Linked DNA regions of Homo sapiens: all the other regions are linked to region 3. The links are chromatin contacts, found by Hi-C or POLR2A ChIA-PET in ENCODE. All regions are on one chromosome and are shown on one strand. Each heading gives the region's core, a stretch centred on a gene start or an enhancer-like site at or near the end of the contact. The rest is flanking DNA. Distances are from core to core; before and after follow the strand shown. Region 1 overlaps LINC02391 (long intergenic non-protein coding RNA 2391). Region 2 overlaps LINC02391 (long intergenic non-protein coding RNA 2391). Region 3 has its middle 37 kb from the start of LINC02397.

What was found. Hi-C counts contacts between places; a loop is a spot of excess contacts on that map. ChIA-PET counts read pairs that join two places held with the same protein, here RNA polymerase II (POLR2A). Pooled maps may share reads with other maps.
Region 1: a loop to region 3 is called in a map of naive thymus-derived CD4-positive, alpha-beta T cell, with 7 times the contacts of the local background. The contact joins two enhancer-like sites. A Hi-C loop is called at or near these places in 2 of 168 maps with a recorded cell type or tissue (heart right ventricle and naive thymus-derived CD4-positive, alpha-beta T cell) and 8 of 50 pooled maps. POLR2A ChIA-PET finds 5 or more read pairs at or near these places in 3 of 52 experiments (B cell, activated CD4-positive, alpha-beta T cell and activated naive CD4-positive, alpha-beta T cell).
Region 2: a map of heart right ventricle shows a loop between it and region 3 (1.8-fold over the local background). The contact joins two enhancer-like sites. A Hi-C loop is called at or near these places in 1 of 168 maps with a recorded cell type or tissue (heart right ventricle) and 2 of 50 pooled maps. POLR2A ChIA-PET finds 5 or more read pairs at or near these places in 5 of 52 experiments (CD4-positive, alpha-beta T cell, CD8-positive, alpha-beta memory T cell, activated B cell and 2 more).

What each region holds. Positions count from the first base shown.
Region 1 is chr12:92,296,202-92,300,223 of GRCh38, forward strand. The region is part of intron 2 of LINC02391 (long intergenic non-protein coding RNA 2391); the gene reads right to left. Among named protein-coding and RNA genes, the nearest start is that of LINC02391, 66 kb to the right of the region's middle. RefSeq lists enhancers at 1,781-1,870, 1,901-1,950. Within about 2 kb of position 1,875, at least 5 of the 41 ENCODE cell types and tissues checked have a DNase peak (open chromatin) inside an H3K27ac peak, as active enhancers do; they include B cell, where a contact is called at or near this core.
Region 2 is chr12:92,276,465-92,280,232 of GRCh38, forward strand. All of the region lies in intron 2 of LINC02391 (long intergenic non-protein coding RNA 2391), which reads right to left. Among named protein-coding and RNA genes, the nearest start is that of LINC02391, 85 kb to the right of the region's middle. Within about 2 kb of position 2,272, at least 4 of the 41 ENCODE cell types and tissues checked have a DNase peak (open chromatin) inside an H3K27ac peak, as active enhancers do.
Region 3 is chr12:92,501,386-92,505,166 of GRCh38, forward strand. No RefSeq gene overlaps it. Among named protein-coding and RNA genes, the nearest start is that of LINC02397, 37 kb to the left of the region's middle. RefSeq lists an enhancer at 1,443-1,692. Within about 2 kb of position 1,251, at least 6 of the 41 ENCODE cell types and tissues checked have a DNase peak (open chromatin) inside an H3K27ac peak, as active enhancers do; they include B cell, where a contact is called at or near this core.

The sequences.
Region 1 (4,022 bases), core at 625-3,124, 200 kb before region 3:
CTGACAACAAACCTATTATTTTTACAATTAACAACACTAATCGAGAAACTCCTAAATTTTCCCTGCCCCCTATCCTGTTTGTCTCCTACCAAATACCCCATTGCCATCTGAATGATCTACCTAAAATGCAAATTTAATCACCTAACTCCCCTGTACCTCCGCTCTGTACTCACAGGGCACCTAAATAGGTGCATTCTCTCCACCTTGGTGTCTTGTGCCTGCTCTCTTCTCTGCCTGGAATTCTTTCTCTCCCTTGACTGCTTTACCTGTGGTATTGTCTACCTATTAAACTGTATATCATTCTACAAGATCTGATCTAGATCTTCATCTTGGAAGCCTTCTATGGCCTCCCAAGGAGAACTGAGCTCTTCTACCTTTGCGCCTTTACTGTGACAGGGGCTATTTAAGCAACTGTTTGTTTATATTACTTATACTTTTATCAGTATTTCTCAAAATATGATCCAAAGAACAATTACTTCAGAAATACCTGCCTATAAAAATGCAAAGTCTTCATCCTCATTTTATTTTTACTATTTATTTATTTATTTATTTATTTATTTTTGAGACGGAGTTTGGCTGTTGTCATCCAGGCTGGAGTGCAATGGTGCGATCTTGGCTCACTGCAACCTCCGCCTCCCGTGTTCCTTGTCCTCATTTTAAATAGGCATCCCTGGGACCTCTGGGGTTACTAAAGTTTGGAAACCACCCCATTGAACTTTAAACTCCTCAAGGGCAGGCATCATCTATTACTCTTCCTTGTATTACCTCTATCTGGCACGTGGTAGGTAATGAACTGAAAAACAGTTCATTGCTTTTGAGCCACGGGTTAGCCTTCTGTAACTCCTGCTATGTGTAACCTTTTCAAACAAACAAACAAAAAAATTGAGACAGGGTCTCATTCTGTTACCCAGGCTGGAGTGCAGTGGCATAATCACAGCTAAAGTGATCTCCCCACAGCCTCCCGAGTAGCTGGGACTACAGGTACATATCACCATGCCCAGCTAATTTTTGTATTTTTTGTAGAGATAGGGTTTTGCCATGTTGCCCAGGCTGGTCTCGAACTCCTTGGCTCAAGAGATCCACCTGCCTGGGCTGGGATTACAGGCATGAGCCACTGCTTCTGGCCTTAGGTGTAACCTTTTACGAATGCAGGAGCTCAGAATCCAGCCTTTTTCACCACCCTATCTACCCTACCCCAGATCCTAACCCAGGGCCCTGGCACATGATGGACACTTAATAAACACTTTTTCACTGAGAAAAAGATGAAAGAAAAGATGGTCTACAGAAGCTGAGTGCTGTGCAGCAGGGCAGAAATGCAGCCAAAGCATCAATAAGATTAGCACAAGGACTGTTCAGTTACTCAGGAGGAGATGCTAAGTAAGAGCAGGAGCTGGCAATGCTCTGCTGTTCCTTTGTAGAAATCCTTGATGTGGGCTGTGAAATGTCAAATCCAGATTTGATTAAGCGCAACTCCAAATCCCTAAGGCAAGTGTGTATCCACGGTCTTAATGTAATTATTGGAGCCACCTCCGTCTGCTACATACTTTCAAAAGGGCTGAACTAGCACCCCATCCATTGATACCGACTGCTACAAAATGAGGCCTGCAATTAATTCATCACGTCCCAGGCAGATAATGCCTAAGAAGCTTCATCTGGCTCCTTCCTGAAAATTGAAGCATTAAATTGAACAAACAAACAAAAAATCCCTCTCATCTGCTGAAAATTCAGGAGGAAGGGCGGGTCCTAACAGCCACAGTGAAAATCAAAGTTTTGCTTCTTTTGTTGTCTGTTTTGGAACTTTCCACTTCCTCCTTCAAATGATAACCTATCAACTTTCAGTTCAACTATATTTTAAATTTTTTAAGGCAGAAGCCAATAAACAACACGAACTGTTACAAGGGCAACGGACTTCTAGTAGAATGAGTCAGTAGATACAAGTGGGGAACTTGGCTTCCTTTGCTTATACTCACTTGAGGTTTGGGCAAAAACATCAGGCCAAAACCTCGTCTGGATTCAGAGTAGGCACATTCAGGTCTATCAGATTAAACCCAAATGCCACAGCTTCACTGGAGCAGCCCAGATATTTCCCCACTGCATTCTCAGAGGGAAGAGGGATGAGGGCATCTGCTCCCAAGCTCAACCACAACCCAGAGCTCCACTTTGTTATGTGAAATTCAGAACACATTTGTTCCCGCTCTCTTTCTTTTTCTTTCAAAATTTTCTCCTGCCCTTTACTTAGGGTCTGGACGGAATCAAAATCCTGAGAGCCAAAGACACCAGGGGAAAGGCTGCTTTATTGTGAAATCCAATCTCAGTGAAAGCAAGATGGATCAGCAATCTTTTGACCTCACCCAGTGGCAAAGTCTAAACTGATCCACATGGTTTAGAGAACTCGGAAAAGATCTGATGAGTTGTCACACCGCTAACACTTGAGTTTTGTTTGTCATCCTATATAGAAATGATTCCAGAGTTTTTTCAAATTTCTGGAGCTTCTTAAAGCAAGACCAACAAGTGTCTGGGTGACCTTAGAACCAATCTATGTTTCTGGGACTCTTGAGATCAGCCCGGGCCAGATATTTAGAGGCTATAATGTCATACCACTAACACTTGAGTTTTGTTTGTCATCCTATATAGAAATGATTCCAGAGTTTTTTCAAATTTCTGTAGTTTCTTAAAGCAAGACCAACGAGTTTCTGGGTGACCTTGGAACCAATCCATGTTTCTGGGATTCTTGAGGTCAGCCCAGGCCAGATATTTAGAGGCTATAATGGACACTATTGGATCAATCTGCACTAGACTCACCACAGGAGATAGATCATTTCCAAACCAACGTCTAGCTTGGGGGAGGCGGGAAGTAAGTGGATTTTCACTATCTTTTGGTTCCCATTTCAAGAGCTAATCCCAGACATGGCAGTGACATTAAGGCTTGAATTCTTGCAAAAGCTGCCACTAGAAGGACTGGCTTAAATATCATAGCAGTTTTTATGCACAAATTATATTAGACGTAGATCGTACCTTTCAGGAACTTCCTTGCCTAAAAGCACCCATTGCCTCATTCTCTCTAGACCTACATATGAAATCTAAACTCACATAAATCCCTTCCAGCTTGCCCTCATCTCCCCTTTAATCTTCTCCCTATCCTTGCCATGCATTCTACCCTCTGGCCCGAGGACTGACAATTTTTTTTCTGCAAAGAGAGAGCCAAATAGTAAATATTTTGGGCCTCTAGCTCATGTAGTCTCTGTCATACCTACTCAACTCTGCTGTTGTAGACAAAAGCAGTCATAGACAATATATGCACAAATGAGCATGGCTATGTTTCAATAAAACTTTATTTACAAAAACAGTGGCTGGGCATAGTGGCTCATGCCTGTAATCTTAGCACTTTGGGAGGCCATAGTGGGTAGATCACTTGAGCCCAGGAGTTGGTGACTAACCTGGGCAACATGCAGAAACTCTGTCTCTACTAAAAATATTAAAGGTAGTGGCAAAAACCGCAACTGCTTTTGCACCAACCTAATAGAAAAATTAGCTGGGCATGGTGGTGTGTGCCTGTGGTCCCAGCTAGTTGAAGAGCTGAGGTAGGAGGATGGCTTGAGCCTGGGAGTTGGAGATTGCAGTGAGCTGAGATCACGAGACTGCGCTCCAGCCTGGGAGATAGAAAGAGACCCTGTTTCAAAAAAAGAAGAGGAAGAAGGAGGAGGAGGAGGAGGAGGGGGAGGAAGAGGAGAAGGAGGAGGAGGGGAAGAAAAAAGGCACAGTAAAGAGAAAGAGGTGTTATTTTAGAGTGCTTAGGAAAGGCCACTTTGATGAGGCCATATGGGAGCAAAGATAAACATAAAGCATGAGTTCAAGCTATGTGGATATGACAGGTAGGGAAAATATTCTAGGCAGAGAGAAAAGCAAGCGCACATGTTTGGTATATTGGAAGAAGAGAAAGGAGGCCAGTTGGGTTGGAGTCCAGGGAATGAATGGAAGTTGAGACCAAAGAGGTAGATGTGGTAAAATTTTGTATGTCCTTT
Region 2 (3,768 bases), core at 1,022-3,521, 220 kb before region 3:
GGGAATGGGTATTTTTATTCAACTGCATAACATTCTTGGTATCTCTGCCTGCAGTAACTCAAAATGCATACGTCAAGTGCAGAATCTGTATTTCCACTGTATATTTAGAGCTCCAGATAGTACTTGGTTATTGCATAGACATGCACTAAATAGGAACTCCACAAATAACCCCTACTACCTGCTTCTTTTTTTTTTCCCTCTCACTCTTCCTAAATTCTGCCTATCTTTATTACAGTTATGATAAAGGCAGTTTGTATAGATTATATATAGCTGTGGAGCTAGTAATTGTAACAACCAAAACCACAACCATAACAATTGTAACCAACCATTTCACCACCGATCAATGTCTGATGGGTGTCTAACTACAAGCAACATATAAAAAGGAAGCCCTGGGAATCTGGTTGATCCAGGAATAGCGTTACCTATATGACTTCTGTTTGTTTGTTTGTTTTGTTTTTTGAGATGGGTCTCTCTGTGTTGCTCAGGCTGGTCTCAAATGCCTGGACTTAAGTGATTCTCCTGCCTCTGCCTCGAAGTAGCTCAAATTATTGACACTCACCCCTAATCCCAGCTCCAACTATCTGACATTTGAAGAATCATTCAGTGATGAAGGAAAGACCCAAACAATATCAAAAAACCGAGTTGAGGTGGCAAGACATGAGAAAAACAAGAGAAGACTTCAGCAGAGGACAATGTGTGTAATAAAGTTCACAAAAATGGGTAAGGAACTATGTTATGAAGACAGGCATCTAAGTCAATCCTCATGGGCACCATGGCTCATACCCGTAATCCCAATACTTTGGGATGCCAAGGCAGGAGGATCACTTGAGCCCAGGAGTTCAAGGCCAGCCTGAGCAACATAGTAAGACCCCATCTTTACAAAAAATTAAAAAACTAGCTGAGCATGGTGGTACACGCCTGTAGTCTTAGCTACTCCGGAGGCTGAGGTGGGAGGATCACTTGAGCTCAGGAGTGGAGGGTGCAGTGAGCTATGATTGTGCTAGTGTACTTCAGCCTGGGCAACAGAGGGATTCCCTGTCTCTAAAACATCAATTAATTAATTAAAATAGTCCATCAATCCATAAATACCGAATATGTTACAGGTCATTCCTTTGCTCAAGTTTGGGTCAGGTTTTTAATCTATTTTTTATTTTTTTTAGAGATGGTGGTTTTACCATGTTGCCCAGGCTGGTCACGAACTCCTGGGCTCAATCAGTCCTCCTGCCTCAGCCTCCCAAAGTGCTCGGATTACAGGTGTGAGCCACCATGCCCAGCTGGGTTTGGGTCAGATTAAGTTAGACCTCAGAAGGAATTGATATCATAGGACCTCCTATGTTGTATTAAGAAGTATTCCATTCTTTCTCCCTTGCAAACACCTCATGGGCATGAGAAAGTCATTAGGTATTGGCATCCTATAGTCCTTTAAGCATTTGCAAAGCAGTGTATTGAAGTAGGAGATAGTAGATAAGGGCCCTAGGTCTCCTGCCTTCTCTAGCTCTACAAGATGACCAGATAACCTTGGATATGCCTTTCACCTTTCAGGCTCTCCACTTTGTCTTCAGTAAAATGGAGTCATTCTACCCAAGATGTCTGAACTGGATCAAATGATCCATTGCGATTTCTTCCAACTATTAAATCTACAACTCGATGGGGCTGATTTCTGTTGCCTATAGGGTCCTGCCTAGGGCAGTCCTAGGGAGCCATCTTAGCATGGCCACCTGGATAGATAAAATAATTTTTTCATCTCTACACTGCATGTCCTCCAATCCAGAAGGGAAGCATAGTTTTTACTCTGAAAACTCAAGAATTGTGAGTTGGTTTAAGAGCAAATGGATAGTGAGATTGTGAGCACCTACAGTCAGTAATTTATTTCCAGAGAAATTCTTATCTTAGCAGGAAAGTAGCCCTCCAAGGGGTGGAAACCTGGCTGAACATTCCATTCAATGGGGAAGGCAAGCCTGGAAACTCTGCCTAGAGCAACAAGGGCATTCACAGAAAACTTGGTTTGGGGAATATACATGGATGGTGTCCAGCTATGAAGAAATAATTTTCAGAGGCTAAACTATGTCACTTTCACTGTTTTGGCTGATTCTGATGGCAAATGAGGTTAACTGGTGCTCAGAACATCTTCTGGGAAAGTGAAACAGCAAGCAATTGCTTATTTTTTTTATGAGTTTTTCCATTTCTCATTGAAAGGAAGAATTCTTGTATGGGAGTTCTTAACCAGTAAATGTGGGTAGATCTGGAAGCCTGATTTGATGGTGCTCACGTCAGTGGCCTGGGGTTGTTAAGTTCCCCGAGGAGGAATGGAATAATCTACTGGGAACTCCCCACCCCCATCTCTTGACCTTAAAGCTTTAGGGAAAATGAAAAGCAGCTTCTCTTTGACAAAAAAGGTTGGGAAGCCTTGCTGTGATGTATTACTGTTTCTTTAAAGCTTCCATGGAAATGAAAGATGTTCTCAAGCAAAGGTAGGTCAAATCTATTAAGAGAGTGGGTGAGGTGTTTCCCTCCTGAAAACTGGAGAATAACAGAAAAGAACTTTTTCTGACAAACCAACAGTATCCTTTTGTTTGTTGGAGTTTGTTTGTTTCACATTTATTTACTGAATGTTAGGGAGAAATACTTTAATTTGGGTATGAGAATAGCTAATTACTAGATGAAAAGAAGAAAGGATTTCTAAGATGGAGCCCCCCCCTCCCCCCACTGCCCCCATAGCTTACACATTGTGTAAACCTGCCTTTGATCCCATCCCACTTTCTTCAGCAATTCCTTTTCCATACTCTCAGCTCCTAGAGAGTCATCAGAAAGCTGAGCTCCAGCCGGACTTGGAGGCTCATGCCTGTAATCCTAGCACTTTGGGAGGCCAAGGCAGGAGGATCAGAGGGAATCAGGAGTTTGAGACCAGCCTGGCCAACACAGTGAAACCCCATCTCCCCTAAAAATACAAAAATTACCCAGGCATGGTGCTGAGCACCTGTAATCCCAGCTACTCGGGAGGCTGAGGCAGAAGTGCTTGAACCCGGGAGGTAGAGGTTGCAGTGAGCCGAGATTATGCCACTGCACTCCGGCGTGGGTGACAGAGTGAGACTCTGTCTCGAAAAAAAAGAAAAAAAAAAGAAAAAGAAAAAGAAAGATGATCTTCATCCAGTAACACTGGCCTTAAAAGGCATTTTATTTTTCTCTCCTGCTTCAAAATGGACCCTCTTACTAGAATTAGTTCCATCTTTGGGGGAGATGGGGAAAGAGAAGACCCGAGCAGATCTTTCTTCAAATTCTAATCACATTTTTGAATTAATATGATACCTGCCATCTGTTTATTTCCTGGAAGCTGGGAAGATTCATTTGATATCCAAAAAGCCCTTTAGAAAGCCTAAAAAAACACATGTAAAGACCGTGTAGTGATTTCCTATATCCAAGATTTCTGGGTTTTTTTTGTTTTTGTTTTTGTTTTTTATGTTCCCTGGACACTGGCAATGTTTTGGTCATATAGAGAAGGGAAAAATATTAAACCATTTTTATCTTAGCTGACCTTTACAGAGACAAGAAGTGATTTTGTTTGAATTCTCCGTTTTAGTTTGGGACACTAACAGCTGGGCAGGGATTTTGCTGAACACTTTGTGAGGTTTACACTCAACTTCCTTCTTCAGATTGCTATTTTATATTAAACCAATAGAGCACTGTTATTGAGACACCAGACTGCTACAACTTCAAGAAGATCCTAAACCAAGTAACTTTTTCTGGACCACTCGAGTCTCCATGAACGTA
Region 3 (3,781 bases), core at 1-2,500:
TCCAGGAACGAGTCATTAGGGTTTGGTGACTAGATTAATATAGGCATACGGAAGGTGAGGTTATGAAGAGTAAGTCTAAATAATTATAAGAATGGTGCTACAATATGGCCAGGCGCAGTGTCTCATACCTGTAATCCCAGCACATTGGGAGGCTGAGGTGGGTGGATCACGAGGTCAGGAGTTTGAGACCATCCTGGCCAACATGGTGAAACCCATCTCTATTAAAAATACAAAAATTAGCTGGGCGTGGTGGCACGTGCCTGTAACCCAGCTACTCAGGAGGCTGAGGCAGGAGAATCGCAGGAACCTGGGAGGCAGAGGTTGCAGTGAGCCGAGATCACACCATTGCACTGCAGCCTGGTGACAGTGCAAGACTCCATCTCAAAAAAAAAAAAAAAGGTGCTACAATAAACAGAATAGGGAAGTCAGCAGAAGGACCGAGTTTGAGTGAAGTGAGTAAGATGAAAGAAGATGAATATCAATCATATAAGTTGGATTAGAGGTAACAACATTGAAAGTGAATGTGTAGCTAGAGAGCAGAAGGGGCCTTAGCCAAAAATAATGATTTGAGGTTCATCTGCATAGAGGCAATAGGCAATTAAAATCCTGAGTGGTGGAATCCCACCACTTTGGGAGACTGAGGCAGGAGGATCACTTGAGCCCAGGAGTTCAAGGCCAGCCTGGGCAACATAGTGAAACCCTGACTCTGCAAAAAATGAAAAAAAATTAGCCAGGTATGGTGGCATGTGCCTATAGTCCCAGCTACTTGGGAGACTAAGGCAGGAGGATTGTTTGAGTCCAGAAGGTCAAGGCTACAACAAGCTGTGAATGCACCACCGCATTCCAGCCTGAGTGACAGAGTAAGATCCTGTCTCAAAAAATAAAGTAAAAAAATTAATTAATTAAAAAAAATAAAATATTGAGAGTTTGTAAGTTTCTAAAGAAGGACACAAAAGAGCAGTGTTACAGATGCTACTTGTTTCCAACATCCATTCCCCATCTTGACCTCCCTAACCAAATTCCCATTTGGTTCAGCTATACCCCACCTCCCTTCAGCCATGTGCTTCCCTCAAAGGTGTTTCCAGATACAGAGAGTGGATCCTGAGCAATCTAAGCCAACAGTGGTCCATCCCATCTCTCTCAGGAATGTGCACAGGACACAAAACTAGGTAATGAGACAGAAGTAAAGAGCCTAAGGAGGCAGATGGCTCCCCTGTGCCCCTGGACATTGTCCTATTTCTGTCCTAACTCAAAACCTGGAACTGCTATGCCATCCTCCGCCTCTGAGAGTCAGGCTTCATTGAGCAAAATCATCCCTTGATACAATGAGGAACCATGTCTCTGAAATTACTCAAGAACAACCAAACCTCTGAAATCAGTTTCAAACATCTAAAAACCAGTGAAACACAAAAAAGCCTTAGTCAGAAGCTAAGGAAGACAAAAAAAAAAAAAAATTAAGTTAGGTTCTAAACCAGGTGTCAGGAAAGTGAAAAGAAGCTGGAGATTTTGACAGAGCTTAGGACATGCTGGGGTGAAATACCCAAACAGAGATAAAGTGAACGAGACCTAGGAGACAACATTTGGAGGCAATAATCTTTTCTGACCAGCAAATTCAAAGAGCTGCTCTTCACGGGATTCCTGAGGTGATTCTAGGGACAGCAAAAGGTTATTTCTGAACTATTACACACATTCTCTTTTTTAAGAGAAATACTCACATCGACAGGGCAAGTCATTCCAAAACCAGCCTCGATACAGCTATTACTCAGATTCACCTTGTCAGTATGAAAATATGGGTTGAAATGGACTTTGCTACTTGAAATTAAGTGTGATCACACTCAGTAGCCAAGAGAAGCACTCCAATCCAAACTGCAATTATGAGAGGCTGGGAGCCACAGGGAGTGGGGTGTAGCATTCAGAAAAAGAGAAGGGGTTCATTCTCTGGGATTTTCCCTGTTTGCAGCCTGAATCCCACATGAATGTTCTTTCTCTTCCGTCATTCGTTTTTCCTGCGTTCAGCATCCTCTTCTCACTTCTCCCTCACAGTTATCTCTCCCTTGGAGAGAGTAATCTGGACCCTTGGGTGACAGTCATATGTGGCTTTCACGAGCTGCTGGAATTAACTAAAACTCACTCTTTCCCAATAAATCTCCCCTGAGCCGACACACAGCAGCTGCGAATTCCCAGCATGGGCCTGGACAAAATGCTAAGAAAAACTGGCTGTGTTCCTGAATCTTGCTCGTCATTGGTCCCCAAGAATCCTGGACATTGACACCCAGATATTCCAAAACGATTTGTGCTTTTCCAAGCTCGGCTCTTTACTTAACCTGCCTTGAAGATTTGGCACTATAATTTCCCAGAAGTGCAGGCTGGGCTTGTTTTGAGAAAAGGTGAAATGGACAAGAGACAGAGTTCAGAAAATAGTGATTAAATACAAACAGCACCAGCTATTAAGCAAGAGTCAAGGCCAGGAAATGCAAATAAAATTGCCGAGGGTTGTTTAGACAGTGGCCACTCAGAAGGAGAGGTAATATTTGGTTGTAAAGTGAGGCCACAGACATCTTTTCTGATTTAATGAATTTGTGATAGTTTACTTCTTTTCCCAGCTTTCATTTCATTTGTGGGGCGATGGCTGGGGGATGTAGGGGATATGGAAAGTTGAGCACAAGTGCACGAAGTATTTACTGGCTAAAGATGCCTATGCTTCTGCCAAGATTGTGTTTATTTGTTAAAAATATACTTCATTGTGTTGTTACAAAACTAAATCTGTCCCCAGCCCCCATGGAGACAGGGCGATTTGGTTTCAGGGTGAGGTGCCAGCTAGTGCTTTCAGGGGCATTAATGTGCCAGCTGCTCCTCCAGTATTCATTTTATTTGCAGTCCCTAGGCTGGTTTTACACTTTGTGTTTTTTTGTAAGGAAATCAGGATTAGAGAGCCTTTTGTCACTGATGGGGAGGGGGAGAGAAGTATCCCCTTTGAGCTCCATACACAGGGGCAGCCTAACGGGCAAGGCTCAAAGCTTTGATTTACTTCTCATTCGCTAACATTTTCAAAAAGAAAGGATCCACCGCGTCAAGCTGTTCTGTTGGAAGCTTGTAAGGCAGTAGATTTGGGAACTGGAGTTTCCAGAATGCAATCTGCAGCCACCAGGCCAGGGTTACCTTTAAGCTCCATGCAGATTAAACATGCCCAGCCTGGGCAAGAGGCATCTGTAGAAAGGAACCCCTCAATATCAAACAGCGAAAGGCATTATTGGGTGGTCCCTGTTTAAGGGCTGAAGAGAGTGAGTGGATTCCTATTGATTTTTATGAAGTTAATTCTTTTTACCCACTTAGAAATGCCAAACTGCTACTAGGGTCCAAAGTCCCTTCACTGGCCAGCTCGTCCCAGTGCAGTGACCAGTGACCTGCTGGAACCACTCCAGCGAGAGTCTCCTCTGCTGAACAAATCACCCAGCCTCCAAAAGAAAGAAGAAGCTGCTTTTAGTGAGCAACTCCTCTTAAAATGGAATTGCTAAACACACACTCACGCATACACACACACGTACACACATCATCATGCAATTTTTTGGTGGATGTTTGTGACAGGAAGAAATTACTAACAAAATTTCCCCAATAATACTTCCCTCTTTATTTTATTATTATTATTATTATTATTATTTTGAGACAGAGTCCTGCTCTGTCACCTGGGCTGGAGTGCAGTGGCAGAATCACAGCTCACTGCAACCTCTGCCTCCCAAGCTCAAGTGATCCTCCCACCTCGGCCTCCCAACTGGCTGGGACT